2 separate regions of the Mus musculus genome follow, and region 1 is linked to region 2. A link is a loop called in an ENCODE intact Hi-C map of the cell type or tissue named here. Cell type or tissue: left cerebral cortex. All regions are shown on one strand. Links, peaks and the distances in the headings refer to the core of each region. The heading gives the core; the rest is flanking DNA.

Region 1 (9,169 bases), core at 317-8,316, 57 kb after region 2:
GCCCACGACTGGTGAGAAGGGTGGAGGAGGTGTCTCAGCACACTACCAATGGACAGGAGCCTCAAATAGAGAAGTATCACGGAGAAACAAACAGGCTGTTTACCCAGGTCTTCTACCCCACTAGCACTGGGCCCTGCTGACGCTGGCCTTGGTGAACCTGCTCTTGTCTGCTGCCTGCTCCATGGGCCTCCTCCTGGCTGTATCGCTCACTGTTGCCAATGGTGGCCGCCGTCTTATTGCTGATTGCCACCCAGGACTGATGGATCCTTCCATACCGCTGGACCAGGGGCCTGGACACACTGACTGCTCCTTTGATCCCACAAGAATTTATGTGAGCTTATTCTTGCTATTGGAGAAACTCTGGTCCTCACCTTTGCTCCAAGGCCTAGTCCTCTTTGTTACTTTGGGTTTTAGGATACAGCTTTGGCTCTCTGGATCCCTTCTCTGTTCATGTCTGCAGCTGAGGCTGCTCTTTCTGGTTACTGTTGTGTGGCTGCACTCACGCTACGGGGAATTGGGCCCTGCAGGAAGGAAGGGTTGCAGGAACAGGTAAGGAAGAGGAACAGGAAGGGCTCGTTCCATACCCTGGTTGTGTTGAAAAGGAGCTGGTGTGTCAATTTAAGTCCCAATTACTGAATTCCCTCCTTTGGGCAGCTGCAGGAACTGACAGAGCTTGAACTTCCCGAGTGTAAAAGGCAGGAGAACGTGCAGCTGCTCCATGGCCGTCAGGACTTCCAGGCCTTACAGAAGACCTGGGTTTAGGTCAGGTGAAGGCCCTGGGGTGGGATGCATTCTTGGGGACGGGGGCTACGCTGCTTGCTCTCTGACTCAGGTTGGCTCTTTTCTTTGTCAGGCAGGTGTTCTTCTGAGGCGCAGTCCACAGGTGTTTTCTACTACGCACGGGGGCCCTGACCCTAGGGTGGTATAAATAATTGTAATAAAAGAACTTGTATTTTGTCTTCTGCCTGATTACAGTTACTTGTAGAGTAGGGGCAGTGTGCTGTGGTGGAGAGACATTGAGCAAAGAATGCAGCAGTCTCCACTACTCAGAGAACTTTAATGAGGGACAGATGTAAGCGTCTCGGCTGCGCCAGTCACTGAAAGGAAAAGCTGGTGCTAGGGAGACCACCGCACCACTGGCTGATGAACTTGAGCACGTCCTGGCACACTGGGCTGTGAGAGGTCTGTGAGCAAAGTGGAGAACAGGAGAGGAACCATCAGCTCCTGGCTGAGCAGGGTTTTGAGATTCCTATTTGCAGCGCCCCCTACCCCACCCGACTGCCTCCTTTGTCTTTAAGACTCCTTCTCTAACCTTGATGGCCATAAGAAACTTGTTCCAGTTGTCTTTGTTAGCAGCCTTCCCAGGCCGCTTAAATTCAATTTTGTTCCTCAAAATGGGGTAACCTGTGGTAGAAGGTGAAAAGGCAGCGTTTGCAAGAGTGTGGAAGGGGGACTAGGCAGCTGAGAGCTGGGTGGGGAGGGGTAGCTCTGGCACCAAAAGGAAATTTTGACGTTTCTGCTTTTCCCGCCTTTCTCCTTGCCGTGGGATTCTGGGGCGATGTGGGGTTCTGTACCTGTGATGAGGCAGGGCAGTGCCCGAACTCCAGTGCTCGCGGCAACTAGGGAAGCCTCATAGACACCTCGCTCATCCCGGGGCAGAACCTGCTCCAGTCTCTGGTCCATCGAGACTGTGAGCACCCAGTCTCGGACCTCTTCTCTCTGGGCCTCCTGGGGAAGAGAGGTAGTGCTAGCTTTATATGGGGTGAGGACAGGGCCTTCCTAAGCCTTTGGCCACACACCAGCTATAAATAGTCCCCCTGGGATCTGAGGGACACAGTCACTGCTTCTGCTTTTCCTGAGTAGTAGTGAGGGCTGGTGTCACTGAAGAATAGCAACCCGGAGCCATCCTTCTCAGTGCCAACCCACTGGTGACAACCCACTGGTGACACCTTTCCCTTCTCCTGTCCTGCCCCCTTACCGGGACGTGCTGCTTGGCTGGGAGCGGCACCTCAAAGGGAATGTCAGTATCCTGAAAATCTGAATGGTCCAGGGCATCCAGGGTCCCTTCTTCGATTGCCTGTGGGCAAAGCAACCACCCAGGAGATAGGCACAGCATGTGACAGGCAAAGGCTCCTCATCTCTGGGCAGTTTCCCTACTTACATCAGTCAGATCCAAGAACCGATTGAGGAAAATGAAAGCCATGTTCTCCCAGCCAACTTCCTGTAACAGAAAAGTTGCAGATGGCTGTGAGCATGGGTACTACTTGTCCGGGTGTTAGGACACTCCAGGAAGAGACAGAGACTGTGTCCTTCTCAACGTTGGTCCCATACTCAGCTTTGCTCAAGGGAGTCTCCTTCCCATTTTAGATTTCCTTGTTTCTTCAGCCCCACCCTTCCCTTGTTCCAGCTCACCTTGGCAGCAGTGCCCGCTTCATAAAAGGCCTTGTCTGCAGGGAGTAACTGGGTGTGGCGCAAGAGCGAAACAGAAAGCCTGGCAGCTACGGTTTCCTGTGGATTTAAGGCGAAGTTTATGATCCTGACTGAGTGACCAGACCAGTGAGCCTGTAACTAAGGCAGAGCCAGTTCTGAACCACTCTAGATCTCAGGCTATTCCAGTCTTTCATCAGCACAGTGTAACTGGCCCCAGATTGTGTACAGGTTCCTTCCACTTCTAGAATTTGACCAAGTACACGAAATGTATACATAGTTACAACCAAATAAGTCAAAACTGTGTGTGCTTATAGGAGGTACATAAAAACTATCAGACATCTGACTGTTTCAATAGATTGAGGGTGGTAAGGCTGTGTGGGCATAGAGCCCTAGGGTCAGAGCAGTATGGGAAGAGACTGGCGAGTGTTAAAGACTGATTAGACCGAGAAGCACAGAGGGAGACGTGGCAGTTTAAGGGCCTAGGCTCGTAGATCCAGAACTGACACTTGTGCAGCTTCATAGCTGTGAATGTGGGTCCTTGTGACTGAGGGTGCTATGAATCTCCCTGGCTGGATCTTACCAGCTGTTTGATACTCTGGGCTGCAGATCGCGTAGCGTAGTAATGAGAGATCAGCAGCATCATCTCAAACTCCTCATGCGCTGCAGAGTTTGCCTCACTGGACTTCACCAGGTTTTCACACTGTGAGATAGAGGGGGGGGGGAGGGGAGGGGAGGGGAGGGAGGAGAGACAGCATGAGAGCACAGCTAGGCTGCTGTGGGGTGAGAGCAAAGCCATGGAGGTTGTACAGTGGTTACTGCTGCCCATTTGGACTGAGACCAGGACAGGGACAGAAGAAGGAACCCTGTAATTTCATTGCTGACCCTTCTTCTTACCAGGTTGAAGAGGACATCCCGAAGATCAGCCCAGCTATGGTAGGCCTCAGCATTGTTGGTCCCAGGAGAGCTAACCATGTCAGTGAAGATCCTTTTGTAGATGTTGAAATTCTAGAGGTTAAGGGGGAAGGGCACCTGAGTGAGTGAGCTGTGTGTATAGGAGCGCAGCCTAGATTGATGGAGAAGGCAGAGATGTTAAGAAAACTATTTTAGGGCTGGAGAGATGGCTCAGCGGTTAAGAGCACTGGCTGCCCTTCCAGAGGTCCTGAGTTTAATTCCCAACAACCACATGGTGGCTCACAACCATCTGTAATGGGATCTGATGCCCTCTTCTGGTGTGTCTGAAGACAGCTACAGCGTACTCATATACATAAAATAAATCCTTTTTTTTTTTTTTTAAAGCAGAATTTTTTTTTTTTTGGCAGTAAGACCAGGATCTCAAGGTTATCCTAGGCTCCATAGTGAGTTCCAGGCTGGCCTGGCCTACATGAGTTATGACTTAGAATAACAGACAGACAAAACCCACAACAAAAAATAAAAGTCAGTGTGGGTGGATCTATAAATGTGAGAACAGCCACCGTGTTACCAGGCTGATAGTCTAGAGAACCCTGGTTCTCCATAGGAGAACAAAGTGAGTATGACCTTTAAAGGGTATTCACACTTCCTCTTGGACAGACAAGTCAGTGTGTTTTTGTTTTTAGTTTTTTTCGAGACAGGGTTTCTCTGTATAGCCCTGGCTGTCCTGGAACTCACTCTGTAGACCAAGCTGGCCTTGAACTCAGAAATCCACCTGCCTCTGCCTCCCAAGTGCTGGGATTAAAGGCATGCGCCACCACGCCTGGCGCGGTGTGTTTTTAATAAGAGCATGGATGGCTACTTGAGTAAGTTCTTCAAGGGATAAATCCTCCAAGGAGTCTGTGTGTTCCAGGACAGGAGTCTTAGAGATGACTGAAAGGATGGCTGCAGAATGAATTCCCAAGAAGGCTGTACCTGTGGGTTTGCAGGGGCTCCGTGTTGCACATAGAGGGCCAGTGCCTGGGCATAGCCACCTTCTCGGATCAGATGAGTTGCATACAAAGCCACATACTTGTGCAGAATCTTGTAGTTCTGTTTGGGAGTTTGGGAGGGAGGACATGGACAAGGCTCAGATCAATAAGAACTGGCAGCAAGAGACCAGGGATTTGTTCAGGGAGTAAAGGGCACGTACAGTTCTGACCATAGTATCAGAGTTACCAAAGACTGATGTTCAGTAGGGGCCTTTGCAGATTGGCCACTGGTGGAGTTAAGAGGTGGGAAGCTCAGAAGCAGGGAGGGAGCGCAGTACCTGCTTGGTAGCTGTTTCAATGCATTTATCCCACTGGCCCTGCTCCACATACAGGTCCAAGGCAGCTACTACGTCCACACCCACCAGCTGTAGAGCAAAAAAATGGTGAGCTGAGGGGACAGAGGATCTCTAGTACCTCTTCAGGAATTTGGCATTTACTCTTCTTGTTTCTCTCTTGTGCTGCTGGGGCCGAACCCAGTGCCATATATATATATGGCACTGGGTGTTATATATATATATACATACATATATATATATATATATATATATACACACATATATATACATATATATAGAGCTCAGCCTCTTGACCCAGTGCCATATATATATATATGTGTGTGTGTGTGTGTGTGTGTATGTATGTATGTATATATATATATATATATGTATGTATGTATGTATATGCTAGGCAGAGCTCAGCCTCCTAACTTCAGAGCCTTACCGAATCCACTTTGCCCTGGTTCTTGAGGAACTCCTTATAGTGCTGATCCACATAGTCCTCATACCTGGGAAGATATACAGAGACTGTTAACTTCATGGTCTTGGGACGCCACACCCTCCCCAGAACTTTCTCCTTCCACTCCGGTGTTTATAAAAGGAACTAAAAAGTTTAGCTCCTATCGGTTACCGGGGATCTAGCTCTTTGGCCACGCGCTTGGCCTTGTTCCACTCTTCCCCCTCAATGAAAGCATCGATTGCTTCTTTGACAAGGTCCAGGTTCAGATAGAGTTCTGCAGCCTGCACAGTGGGATATCAGAGTGAAAATGATCTTTCCATGTGACGCAGTGGTCTTCCCCCACTTGGTGAACTCCCACCCTCCCTCTGCCCAGAACACTGCAACAGCTGCCACGGGGCCCAGCCCCACATCTGGGTGATGCGTCATCGTTCCACCCGTGCATGTGGGATCCGGTCAGGGCCTACTTACAGCACTGTGCTTTCCAATCCCGATCAGCTGGGGCCCTACAACCCGGACGACTTCCAGACTGCGCTGGGGAGGCAGGAACTTGATGGACAGTTCAGCCGCCTGAGTGGATGAACAGAGATTGGAAATGGGTGGAAGAAACAAAGTGGGCCAAGGCTGCATGGCCTTCCTGTTGCTCTCCTCCACTTCCCTTCCTCAGGCTCCTTCCTCATCTCCCCGCTTCCCCATGGAAGCCTGGCTCGTGGTCGCTTGGCTGAGCACCCTGGACCTCGCCGCTGTGCCTTCCACCTGGCTAACAGCTCTTCAGATGCTTCCCTGGCTGTCTGAGGTCACTGCATTTTCTTTGTCAAAGATAAAAATCTCAGTACCAAAGTATAGAGAAAACAGAAATGAGAACTGCAGACAACCTGCAGCTATTTGTGAGCCTCAGACTGTTCATGTTCACTGGGTTTTGAAAACAGTACAAAAAAAATGGCAAATACCAGTAATATTAGGTTCAATGAGTATTAGGTTGAAATGTCTATATTTTAAAGATTTTATTTATTTTTATGTTATGTGTATGGGTGTTTTGACTGTATTTTTGTCTGGGTATCTGGTGCCCATGGAGGCTAGAAGTGGGAGGGTGATGGATCCTCTAGAACTGGGGTTCCATATGGCTTGAACTGCCATATGGATGCTGGGGACATGGTCTGAGTCCTCTGGGGGACCAGCATGTGCTCGTAACTGCAGAGCCCAAGATGTCAAGTTTTAAATGTTCAGTTAGGTGTATTGCAATTACTTTAACTCTGACTCACTCTCACACACACAATCTCTCTTTTAAGATTTATTTACTGTGTACAGTGTTCTGCCTACATGCACACCTGCACACCAACAGAGGGCACCAGTTCCCATTGCAGATGGTTGTGAGCCACCATGTGGTTGCTGGGAATTGAACTTAGGATCTCCAGCCCAACTCTCTCTCTGTCTCTTTTTAATCTTAATCAAAAACAGGTATTAAAAAGCTGAAATAATGGGCTGGAGAGATGGCTCAGTGGTTAAGAGCACTGACTGCTCTTCCAGAGGTCCTGAGTTCAATTTCCAGCAACCACATGGTGGCTCAAAACCATCTGTAATGGGGTCTGATGCCCTCTTCTGGTGTGTCTGAAGATAGCTACAGTATACTCACATATATAAAATAAATACACCCCCCCGCGCCCAAAAAAACCCCAAAACCTGAAATAACACATTTGTACTTTACATTATGTTCCCAGCAGGCAGGGCTGACCTGGACGATTTCAACAGCTTTGCTTAACTGTTTCCACTGGGATGTCCACATCTTCACTGATTTTCATTTCCATGTGACCCAGTTTATCTATAGTCTAGATTAATTCCCCTTTCCTTTCTTGGCCTGCCAAACTCTGCAAGGCTTAAAGCATGCTTTCTCCCCATCCTGAGAGCCATCCTATGACCAATCTGAAAGTACCCCATCCAGATGTCAGTAAACAGCATAGAAAGTATCGGATGCTTAGTGGTTGCTGATTAAAGTCTCAGATCTCACAACAAACCCTCAGCCCCTCTACCTCTTTTGCTTCACTTCCTGGGACCCATTCAACGACCCCAGAAGTGTAAGGGCAGCAATACAACAATGTTTAGCTTAGAAAGCCAGCTGCTGCCCAGCCCCTTAGGTACCCAAGGTCCTTAGTTCTTCGTCATGACCGAAATACCTGGAATGCAGGTAGTGGTCAAAACTTTGGGTGTTTCTGTGAGGATGTATTTGGTTGAGGTGTTTACATGGTAAGGCAGATGGACCTTCCCAATGCAGATGGGCTGTGTCCAATCAGCTAAGACTTTGAACTGAACACAAGGCTTATCTTACCCTGAGTAAAGGAAACCTCATCCTGCCCAAATGCTGTCTAGACTGGGACACTGGCTTTTTCCTGCCCTCACTCTGGAACTGAAATGGTAGCTCTTCTTGGGGCTCCAGCCTTCACACAGGAAAGACATCACTTTCTACCCCAGGGCTTCCTGCTTCCCAGTCTCCATGCAAATCCTGGGACTTGCCTACCTTGGTTACTGAGCCAATTTCTCATCTCAGGCATATACACACACTATCAGTTTTGTGTCCTTGACTGATAACCTGTGTTAGGACTGGTGAAGAGGACTGGGTTTGCTTAGTCCACTGTAGGGGAGGCGGCTTTGCAGGAGCTGGCTGTTATGTGGAGGTGTGAAGAGGAGCCCATGTTTTTTCCATGGCCTTTACCCTGGTCTGAAGCTGTCCTTCAAGCTCTCCTTCCTTCTTCCGAGAACTTCCAGGACTACTCCAGCCCACAGAGAGCTCAGGTGTCTCTGTGCTGCACTTCACACACCCCAGTCTTTACTCGGATTTGGTAGTAATTAGTCCCTAACCCTGGCTGCGCAGGGTGTGTATCTTACATCTCGTCTAGCCTTCAGATGTCTGGCTCTAGCATACACTGCAGGTACTTAGTAGACATCTGCTACTTGAAGTAAAGTCACTGGAAGAGCAGGATGAGGGTTTGTAAAGGCAGCCACGTGGGAATGGACTTCAGGGAATGGGGGCAGGAGTCAGGATGCACGACTCCTCACCTTCATCCAGCACTTCTCCATCAGGCCACTGCTTCCTGAGTCGCGAACTTTGAGGTAGCAGTCCACTGCACGGCTATACTCTCCAGCCTGTTCCCACTGCCGTGCTTGCTCTACAAGTCCCTCCACCCCTCTGTGGGGAGGAGAATGTTTAATGATCAGGACTGGGGAGGGGTAGTGTGGTCCAGCCCATCGACTCCTGATCACACTGCCTGGGCATAAGGCTTCTTACCTGCCTCCCTTCTTGGTAGCTTCTCGCTCATACTCTTCCTGTAGGGCCTCTAGCTGGCCAGGCACATAGTCCTTGCAGATTCTCAGAGCGTCGCTCCAGAGTCCAGCCTCCTGCTCAGATTTTCAGGTATCAGAAGGGCAGAGGTGGGGGCTCGAACGCTTCCTACCACTACACAGGTTCCTCTGGCCTGACTACAGACTTCTTAGACCTCCCTGTCCCTCTTCTTGCCAGGAATCAGTGTGGAGCTCTGTGGCCTCTTATCCTTTGTGGCCCAAATATCACTATACCTTATAATATCACTCACCTTATAATAATTGAGAGCCAGACCTGGTCTCTGGGCCCGAAGTAGTAACCCTTCTGCCTTCTGAAAGTCCTTCTCCTCCAAGGCCCCACGGGCTTGACCTACAAGTACCTCAGCAACGCTGTCAGGATCGTGGGCCTCAGCCACGCGCTGAGCTGCCTCCCAGTCCTGGTTGTGGACAAACCTGCCCAAGATGGGGGACATAGGAGCTGTTGAGTCGAGGACTGAAGCCTTAGTAGTGGAAGCAAACAGTCGTACAGCTGAGGGGTTACCAGGTTTATGCTAGGGTTGCAAGTAAAGGACCAGAAAAGATCCCAGGGCAGTATCTCTATCCTGTCTTAGGACAGAGGCTGGAGAGACGGACAACTCAGTGGGTAGAGGTGCTTGCCACAAAAATTCATGACCTGATTCAAATCCTAGAACCACATGATAGGAGAGAACCAACTCCTGTAGGTTGCCATCTGACTTCCATATGCATAAATAATT
Region 2 (9,118 bases), core at 1-8,000:
GCAATGGACAGAAAGTTCTGGTAACTGTGCTAACTTCTGACCAGACAGAAGATGTCCTGGAGGTGAGGTGGTTGTTGAAGACAGCCCAAGTGCCCAGGGCACACTAGGCTCTGCACTAAAATAGCTGGTTGGTTAAGTTGTACTTCCTGTTCCCAGGCTGTGGCTGCAAAGCTGGATCTTCCAGATGACTTGATCGGATATTTTAGTCTCTTCCTTGTTCGAGAAAAAGAAGATGGAGCCTTTTCTTGTGAGTGTCGCTGTCCTTTACTGCTTGCGCTTCAGGCAGTGAGTTCCTGCTGTGAGAATGGGACATTTCCTCCAAGCAGGTCCATGGCTTTCCTTCCTCTTTAGTCTGATCACACTTTCCTTTTTTAATCTGTAGTTGTACGGAAGCTGCAGGAGTTTGAACTGCCTTATGTTTCTGTTACCAGTCTTCGGAGTCAAGAGTATAAGATTGTGCTCAGAAAGAGGTCAGGGCAGAGCCTTAAAGCAGGAGAGGGTGTGGGCTGGATGGCTGGGCCTCATACTGAAGTAGCTTTGCCGAGGGAACCGCAGTGGATGTTGTACTCACACCTCCCACCCTTCTCGTTCGGCTCCACCATTGATTACCCCAGAGTTGCAATTGTTCGCTTGCCCATTTTCCATTCTACTTTTGCTTAGCCCTGTGACCCATTTCCACCTCACAGTTATTGGGACTCTGCCTATGACGACGATGTCATGGAGAACCGGGTTGGCCTGAACCTGCTTTATGCTCAGGTGAGTTTGGAGCTGACTCAGAATTCTTGCCGTGAAGTGGTGACTCATATTCCACTTTCCCAAGAAAACTCCATGACTGGTTCCCAGGTCCTGAGGAAGTCCCTAGAATATTGGTCAGAGCTCCTGACACTGACTCTATAAACTGAAAAGGTCAAGGCCTCACTGCAGTTAGCTCTCAGCTCACGATGACAGCAGAGCTCACTTTTTTTCTCTAGACAGGGTTTCTCTGTGTAGCCCTGGCTGTCCTGGAACTCACTTTGTAGACCAGGCTGGCCTCGAACTCAGATCTGTAGATCTGCCTGCCTTTGCCTCCTGAGTGCTGGGATTAAAGGCGTGTACCACCACGCCCGGCTCAGAGCTCACTTTGATCACTTCACTGGAAGTACTAACTGGGATCCCCAACTTTCCATTCGTTGTCTCCACTGTATGTAGACGGTGTCAGACATTGAGCATGGCTGGATCCTGGTCACCAAAGAGCAGCACCGGCAGCTCAAATCTCTGCAAGAGAAGGTCTCCAAAAAGGAGGTGAGCTGGTTTTTGCCTTGTCTCCCTGTAAGGGTTACGAGCTCTGAGCTACTCCCTGTCTTGTAACTAACCACACCTGGTGAACATTTTTCAGTTCTTGCGGCTGGCCCAAACTCTGCGGCACTATGGCTATCTGCGCTTTGATGCCTGTGTGGCTGACTTTCCAGAGAAGGATTGCCCTGTTGTGGTGAGCGCAGGCAACAGTGAGCTCAGTCTCCAGCTGCGACTACCAGGCCAGCAACTCCGTGAAGGCTCTTTCCGTGTTACCCGAATGCGATGCTGGCGGGTCACCTCCTCTGTGAGTTTCTTTTCTTTCTTTCTTTCTTTTTTTGAGACGTCTAGTTATGCTAGTACTGGCCTGGAACTGTGTAGCCTAGGTGTCTTTGAACTCATGACCCTCCCACCTCAGCTTTCCAGTGGCTACAATTAGCACACCTGGCTTTCTTTTGTGACTGGGCTTTTTTTTTCCCACATCTTGAGGCTGGTGCAAACTCCGTGGCACTATGGCCAACATGAATTCAGCCTGACCCCTATTCCTCTTCTAGGTGCCACTCCCTAGTGGGGGCACGAGCAGTCCAAGCCGGGGTCGGGGTGAGGTTCGCCTGGAACTGGCTTTTGAATACCTCATGAGCAAGGACCGGCTACAGTGGGTCACCATCACCAGCCCACAGGTATGAGCCCACCCTCAGAGCTCTTATGAAGCCCTCAGGTCCCCAAGTGGGAGTCCGTGTTGTAGACCTGGGTGGGGATGACTTCTCTTCAGACTGAGTCACCTTCTTGCCCTTAGGCTATCATGATGAGCATCTGCCTGCAGTCCATGGTAGATGAGCTGATGGTGAAGAAATCTGGGGGCAGTATCAGGAAGGTAAGCGGCGGCAGAGACTGAACAGCTGAGTGGCTGTGCTCTCCCGGTTTGGTTTGTCCTAGGAGTAAGTTTCTCTTGGGAGGAAGGGGAAGTGGTTGGGCTCTGAAGTGAATTTTCTCTCTGTATCAGATGCTGCGCCGGCGGGTGGGGGGCACCCTGAGACGTTCAGACAGCCAGCAAGCAGTGAAGTCCCCACCATTGCTCGTAAGTTAATGTCAGCTAGCACCTTGGCTCCCAGCTCAGCCTTGCCTTCCTGCTGCCCCTAAATCTAACCGTTCTGCCTCCTTCCCCCCAGGAGTCACCAGACGCCAGCCGGGAGTCCATGGTGAAACTCTCAGTGAGTTACAGGGTTGGTGAGGTTGACTGTAGGGCCTCACAGGCTGCCACCCTCTGACCCTCCTCCCACCTCTGTTACAGAGTAAACTGAGTGCTGTGAGCTTGCGGGGGATTGGCAGTCCCAGCACAGATGCCAGTGCCAGTGCCGTCCACGGCAATTTCGCCTTCGAGGGCATTGGAGATGAGGATCTGTAATCTCAGCTGCCTGGATGTCTGCCCTCTACCTGAGAGGAGATTTATACACACTTGCCCTGTGCCTATGCTCCCACGTTAGGGGAGTCTCTTCCTATTCCCTCCCCACTTCTCCTTGTTCCTCTTGGCCAGGGGCCTCCTAACCATACCTTCCCTTTTCCTGGGCTGGCTACACAAAAGATCACTGTCTCTTTTTTAGAGCTGGCCCTTGATGCCAAATTAGCATTTAGTATTTTGCACAAAGTCCAAGAGACTGTGGCTACTTGCCTCGGAGAGGAACTCTAACACTCCATGGGTTGTTTCTGGCTTTTGAGGAACTCCAGCACTCCATGGGTTGTTTCTGGCTTTTCAGGGCCTGGGCAAAGGGTGGGCAGAGGTCTGTGAATGGTCTGAGCAGCTCCCCATCATTAAACTCAGCCTGATTGCCGCCTACCTTTGGTTCCCTCTCACTGCCCCTGTCAGAAGGGGTAAGGCCTAAATAGTTGCCATTGCCAATTCAGCAGAGACATGGCTCTGTTAGTGTTTCCTTTATTATAAAGCACTGAAATAAGTTAAAACAGTAAAAGGCTGGGCAGCTCCCAACCAGTTCATCCATAGCCTCTGGGAGCAGTGGCGGTGAATCCAAGGCCCTAATCACTTAGCTCATCTGGTACGTGAGCTAAGACAAGTCCCCTGGTCTATATGGCCCCCTGACCATGGGATTCAGGCTGGTCCATATAGTGCCTAGGTTAGTCTGTGTGGAGCCCCTGACCAGCGGGGGAGAAAGGGAAAGGTGGTTTCTAGTTCATTTGTATAAAATGCAGGAGGCATAGGGCTAATTCCTAGAGCCCCAGGTAAAAGAACCTAGTTAGTTCAAGGTGAGTCTGAATGAAGAGCCCTGCTACCAGTAGCACCCAGGGCTGCTGGACCCCGAGTGCTCAAAACAGAGGGTGGGCTATGAGGTGGGGCCCAGCCCTCAGGGGCAGAGAGACCAGGCCCTCCTGCTCCACCATGGCCATGCACCTTCTGATGACGCTTGTAGTTGTCCCAGTGGCCTGTGGTATAGGCGCAGGTGGCACAGCGGAAGGGCTTCTCGCCCGTGTGTCGCAGCATATGACGTTTGAGGTTCATACTCTGGTTGCAGCTGTAGTTGCAAAGGCTACACCGAAAAGGTTTGTCACCAGAGTGGATGCGACCATGACGCTTGAGGTTGGCCAGGTTGCCACAGGCATACGGACAGAGGGGGCACTTGTAGGGCTTTTCTCCTGTGTGGACGCGCTGGTGCCGTTTCAGGTTATCCAGATGAGCAGAGGCGTATGGACAGCGGGCACAGCGGAAGGGTTTCTCACCACTGTGAGTCTTCATGTGCCGAGCCAGGTGGTTGGGGTAGTGAGTGGCAAAGGGGCATAAACTACAGGCAAAGCCTTTGTCACCAGGGCCCTGGGGTCCCCCAGTGGCAACCCCTCCAGCCTCTCCTCGCATGCAGCGCCCACACATGGCAGCTCCCAGCCTGCTGCCCTCACCCTCCTCCAGTTCCTGTCCACAGCCCCGGCAGGTCCAAGGGAACAGTAGCTCTGGCAGTGGTTCGGATCCAGTTCCACACAAGCTCTCCCCTTCACCCCGCAGCTGCCCACAGTCTGGCAGGAAACTGGCACCACCTGGTGGCACATGAAGACTCAAGTCTGGCAGGATCAGCGCATCTGTGGGAACAATGAGATATGGGCCATTAATCCAAGCATCCCTATCACCACCAACCCATGTCCCAAGATGCCTGGTGTTCTTTTTACCTTCTGATCGTCGGGGCATTGTCCCCTCCTGCTCTGTGGGACTGGGAGGCCGGGTTGGTCGTGGAGCACAGCATCGAAAGCCACAGGTTGGGCAGGGAGGAGTGGGAGGCCCTGTGTGGGTGCGCTGATGCCGCCTCAGGTTGCCCAGGCTGCTGCAGGCAAAGGGGCAGTGGGGACAGCGGTAGGGCTTCTCGCCAGTATGGGTGCGGGTATGTCGCGTCAGGTTGACGAGCTGGGCTGAGGCGTAGGGGCAGCGGCCACAGCGGAACGGCTTCTCCCCGCTGTGTGTCTGCATGTGCCGCTTCAGGTGGCTCGAGTAGTGGGACACGAAGGCGCACAGCCGGCATGAGTACAGTAGCCGTGGGGGCAGCGGGGGCCCCCCACCCGGCCCTCCTGCCCCACAACACGGCCCCTCACCTGTCGGCCCCCCACACAGCTGACAGGCTGGGCCTGGCCTCTCACCCCTGGCCTCCCCTGGACCCCTGGCTGGTTCCTCAACTTCACTCTCCGCACTTAGTGCGCGGCCGCCCCCAGACTCGTCGTCACTCAGCCCATAGGGAAGTCCAGGTCTGGCCCCCTGAGAGTCTCCTGGTGAAACGTAAGGGAAAAAAAACAACCGGTCAACATGGCTCAAGACTGAGTTCCAAACTCTCACTTCTCACATGTAGCCCCACTTACCCTGCCTCATCCTTGATTTGGTCCTACCTCTGAGCCTAATTACTAACACCAGGGTTGACATGTCATTTTTAACAAATGGAAAATATCATGAGCTTGAAGTAGGGTGCAGGCTGACGTGAAGCAACGTTAATTCTTGAGACAAGAAAAAAATATAAAGATCCCAAGATCTTTTTTGTAAGCTCTGGTTTAGTAAGGCTCCTTTTTATATAAGGCTGGTTATGAAATGAAAGCCTTCTCAAGCAGGCACAATTTAGAGGAAGTGGAAACAATGTAGTGCAAATTACACAGAAAGGGCAGATTCGTTTATATGGTTTTTCTCTGACTTTAAAAAATACCCCAAAAATAAATGAGAGACTTAAGGATAGAAACTGAAACCTCAGTACAAAAAGGATCTGCTGCTACTGGTCAAAAAGGAGTTTTAAGAGTAGCTTATTTACATAATTCCCTTGCATGAACCTCTTGAGGTGCGCATAAGAACTGGGGCTACCCACCCCTGTATTCACACCACCTTTAGCCCGAACCCGAACTTCACCTCAGCAAAATGATGCTGCTGAGGGACCTTTAGGGAGTTCTAGGTTGTAGAAAGTGGTGTTCGGGTCGCTGGCACCGCCTTCTAAAGGGCTTGAGTTACCAATTGCCACTAATCCTAAACCACGACCCTTAAACACACCTTCAGAGTCTCTCTCAAAGCCCATGAGCTGGTCGTTGTGGCCGTCACCTTCATCCTCTTCCTCTTCCTCTTCAAACTCCAGATCTTGGCCTAGTAGCAAATCGCTCTCCAACACCAGGGCCCCAGGACCTTCGTCGAAGGAATCTTCAGTATCCACTAAAGAGGGGAGGGTGCTTGTGGAATCTCCCTCCCAAGCAGTACCCATAATCCGAACCAAGGAGCCAGCTGTTGTGAACTGCACTTCCCGTACTCGATGACCCTCAGGTTCCTTTAATACTCTGGTAAGGAGCGAAGATCCCAGATCATCCGCCCCTAACCCTCAGGAGTCCCCCTCCACCCTGACCTGAGCCCACTCTACTGACCCCACCCCTGTTCCTCCCGGCTCAAGGCCCCTGACCCCTGACCTTTGACCCCCTCGCATTTCACGGGCTGTGGATGGCTTTGCTTCCTTCGGGGCATCGTGACCGGCTCCAGCCCGACGCGCCTCCGGCCCGAGGCCTCCCGGCCCCGCCCCTCCCAGTTCGGCCCTGCCGTCGGTCCTTGCTCTTAGGATCCACGAACCGCCCCCATACACCGGTGCGGGCCCTGGGCAGCCCCTGGCCCCGGCCCCGGAATCCAGCTCAGGTCGCTCCCGCCGCCGCCGCCGCTTCCATTCATGGAGCCCCCTACCCCCCTCCGAAGACCAGCTGGTACCTCCGTACCCGCTTCCGCTTCCGCCACCGCAGAGCAACACGGGATGCGTAGTTCATGGGCTGTACAACCGGAGCGCAGTCGCAGCATGACCAGGAAGTGATTGTGATGCGCTGCTAGCCAACCAATCAGAAGCTGGACGCGTAACCCAACCAGCCAACCAGGAAGGTGGTACCCTGCCCCCTCCATATACGAACTAGGAAGTCGTGCCTGAAGGCGAACAGCGCAGGATGGCCTCCAGCGGGCTGCTTACTCAGGAGTTAAGACTCCCAGCTCCTGCTCCACATTCACTGCCCCCTCTCCAGAGGCTCGGGACACACACAAGCATGCAGCAACAGCCGCCCACCACATATGGGGCCAGGGTAGGAGAGTAAAGCAGGACACTATGAGCACGATTAGCTTTTGTTTGGCCTTTAGTCTGAAAAAGTGTTGCTTGAAAGTGTACAACAGAGAGCGGGTGCAAGCGGCTAGGGGTCACAGAGCCGCCAATAAAAAAGAATGTCCTTAAATAAAGTGTTCACAGAGTAAAAATCAGAACTACCAGTCCTTCCCTCCAACACAACAGAGCACAGGCACAGAACCGATAGTCGATGAGCCCAAGGAGAGTAAGGAGGCTTAAGAGGACAGCAGAGCCTCCCAGGCTGCCGCGTGGGGGGGGTGGGGGGCCCTCTTTGTAATGGGCTGAGGAAAGCCACCCAGCCCCCTGCACACCTCATACCCACTGCTAAGGCTAAAGGACAAGGACAAAACTCAGTCTCGGGTCCAAGGGCTCAGAAAACAGTCCACATGGGCAGGGTCCGGTTGACCACTAGTCCCTCTTGGCCTTCTTTTTGTCACTGTTGCCGGTGTCTTCAGCCCCCTCCGTGGACAGTGCCTCCTCCAGTTTCCTCTTGCCACTCTCTGCCTGAAGCTCTACTGTGTTTCGGGGCTTGAAGCAAATGATGATGCACGTCATGTTGTCACACCCTGTACCATCCCCAGAAGTGTCTGGCGCCAGGCACTGATCCAGCAGCTACAAAAAGGTTAAGGCAGTTTAGCCATGGGGTTTGAACCAAAGTACCACAAGAAGGCTTGTCCTTGCTAATACAAGAAGGCAGGACAGAAGGAATGGGCAAGTTATCACAAAGAAGAAACCTGTGAATTTCTGAGGCCCAAGGCTACATCAGGGAAATGAGGAAAGAGCCACCTTTTTAATCAAAGTCATCTAGTGTGTACAGTGATTCTACTCCCAGCCTCTGCTCACATCTCAAGAGATGTGTCTGTGTAAACCAGGCGCCTGCCTCCCAACTTTAGACTCACCTCTTCCACAATGGATGACAATAACCGAAGCTCCCCGTTTTCATCACGTTGACTGATCTTTGATTGAATAAAGTCTACAACCTCCTGGCTGCTCATCACATTCCTGGGTCAAAAAATGACAATCAATCTTTAATCCTACCAAAGAGAGGCAGGTAGGCATCAGTACTGACGCAGGCCAATTTCAACACCCCTGTAAATGCTCCTCGGCTTGGCCTGGGGCTTAGTGCGCGTTTTCAAAACATTTTTAAAAATAATTATCTATTTTAAGTAAATGAGTACACAGTAGCTATCTTCAGACACTCCAGAAGAGTGCATCAGATCTCATTACAGATGGTTGTGAGCCACCATGTGGGTGCTGGAAATTGAACTCAGGACCTCTGGAAGAGCAGTCAGTGCTCTTAAGAGATGAGCAAGGTTGCACAAGGGTGTTTAAGGGCATTTCTTTCACCAGTGCTCACCAGATGCCGTCACAAGCAATGACCATGAATTCATGGTCATCAGTGAGAGTCAGCACCTTGATGTCAGGAAGGGCAGAAATCATCTGTTCCTGGGGTGGCAAGTTTTTGTTTCTCTTGTAGAAGTGGTCTCCTGAAAAGTAAGGACGGTGAGTAGTTTGACTAATTCCCAGACTTGTATTAGAGGTGGGTCAAATCTTTAAGTTTCATCTTTTCTAGTTTCAGATCTGCTCTCAGAACAAAGAGCTCATTTGCCTCTTTTAACATCCAGAACACAGGGAAAAGTATAACTTTACCATTTTACAGAGGTATTTAAGAACAAAGAAGGCATGAGCTTATTCTGAAGAGCACAGGGCTTAAACTTTGCTATTGGTAGTTTGGGACACAGGACAAAACCCCAAGATTGCCTAGTTTCTTAGTCCTTACCAATGGCCCTGGAGAGGTTGAGGCCTCCATTGACTCGTCCATCCATGGTGACCTTGCCACCAGCATTCTTGATGCGTGCCAGCTCCACTTCATCCTCTGGTTTGTGGTCATAGGACATATCTAAAGCTTTGCCAGCCTCGGACACCACACAGCGAGAGTCTCCTGCATTGGCCACAATCAACTGCTTCCCTCTGATCAGAGCCACCACCGCTGTTGTGCCACTGTCAGAACCAGGCTTAAAAGGAACAAGCAGAGCCTTGTGGAAGCTCCTCGGTAGGAGTGCACCCCTCTGACCCAACTATCTATATGAGAGCTTTAACAATCAATAGGAAGAGCTGTCCAGAGAGACAGCAGCATGCTCCTGTACCCTTTCCAAGGCAAACCTATTCAGACTACCCTTAAGAGTTCCTACTGTAGAATTAATTCTCCTGATGATGAATTAAAGACTAAAACACCAAGG

What was found. A loop is a pair of places that touch in the nucleus more often than their neighbours do. Peaks named below come from ENCODE experiments on the same cell type or tissue, not always from the same donor. Only the 100,000 strongest peaks of a DNase experiment are listed, where the experiment ranks them.
Region 1: a loop joins it to region 2, with 2.0 times the contacts of the local background. A loop is called at or near these places in 4 of 42 quality-filtered maps.

What each region holds. Positions count from the first base shown.
Region 1 is chr5:31,252,241-31,261,409 of GRCm38, forward strand. It overlaps Krtcap3 (keratinocyte associated protein 3), which reads left to right. Exons shown (of 7, transcript NM_001363337.1): 3 at 1-11; 4 at 125-331; 5 at 415-549; 6 at 655-762; 7 at 854-957. The coding sequence ends at 762. Ift172 (intraflagellar transport 172) reads right to left here. Exons shown (of 48, transcript NM_026298.5): 33 at 8,687-8,867; 34 at 8,383-8,492; 35 at 8,154-8,283; 36 at 5,574-5,672; 37 at 5,277-5,386; 38 at 5,091-5,154; 39 at 4,649-4,735; 40 at 4,315-4,431; 41 at 3,325-3,435; 42 at 3,011-3,130; 43 at 2,413-2,508; 44 at 2,162-2,221; 45 at 1,979-2,077; 46 at 1,575-1,728; 2 more. The coding sequence ends at 1,095. Among named protein-coding and RNA genes, the nearest start is that of Krtcap3, 5.1 kb to the left of the region's middle. In left cerebral cortex, for the core only: CTCF peaks have their summits at 3,665 (motif pointing left), 6,467 (motif pointing right) and 6,669 (motif pointing left); no DNase peak of the experiment used is centred there; H3K27ac peaks cover 654 bases.
Region 2 is chr5:31,195,795-31,204,912 of GRCm38, forward strand. Snx17 (sorting nexin 17) reads left to right here. Exons shown (of 15, transcript NM_153680.2): 5 at 1-62; 6 at 157-247; 7 at 383-470; 8 at 687-756; 9 at 1,189-1,281; 10 at 1,376-1,579; 11 at 1,827-1,952; 12 at 2,069-2,146; 13 at 2,276-2,350; 14 at 2,442-2,483; 15 at 2,564-3,106. The coding sequence ends at 2,677. It overlaps Zfp513 (zinc finger protein 513), which reads right to left and starts at 6,509. Exons shown (of 4, transcript NM_175311.4): 1 at 6,193-6,509; 2 at 5,789-5,944; 3 at 4,441-5,028; 4 at 3,187-4,353. The coding sequence starts at 6,247. The coding sequence ends at 3,527. It overlaps Ppm1g (protein phosphatase 1G (formerly 2C), magnesium-dependent, gamma isoform), which reads right to left. Exons shown (of 10, transcript NM_008014.3): 7 at 8,659-8,893; 8 at 8,236-8,365; 9 at 7,778-7,880; 10 at 6,874-7,490. The coding sequence ends at 7,287. In left cerebral cortex, for the core only: a CTCF peak has its summit at 4,315 (motif pointing left); DNase peaks (open chromatin) are centred at 212, 3,391, 3,996, 4,257 and 4 more places; H3K4me3 peaks cover 2,161 bases; H3K27ac peaks cover 2,175 bases.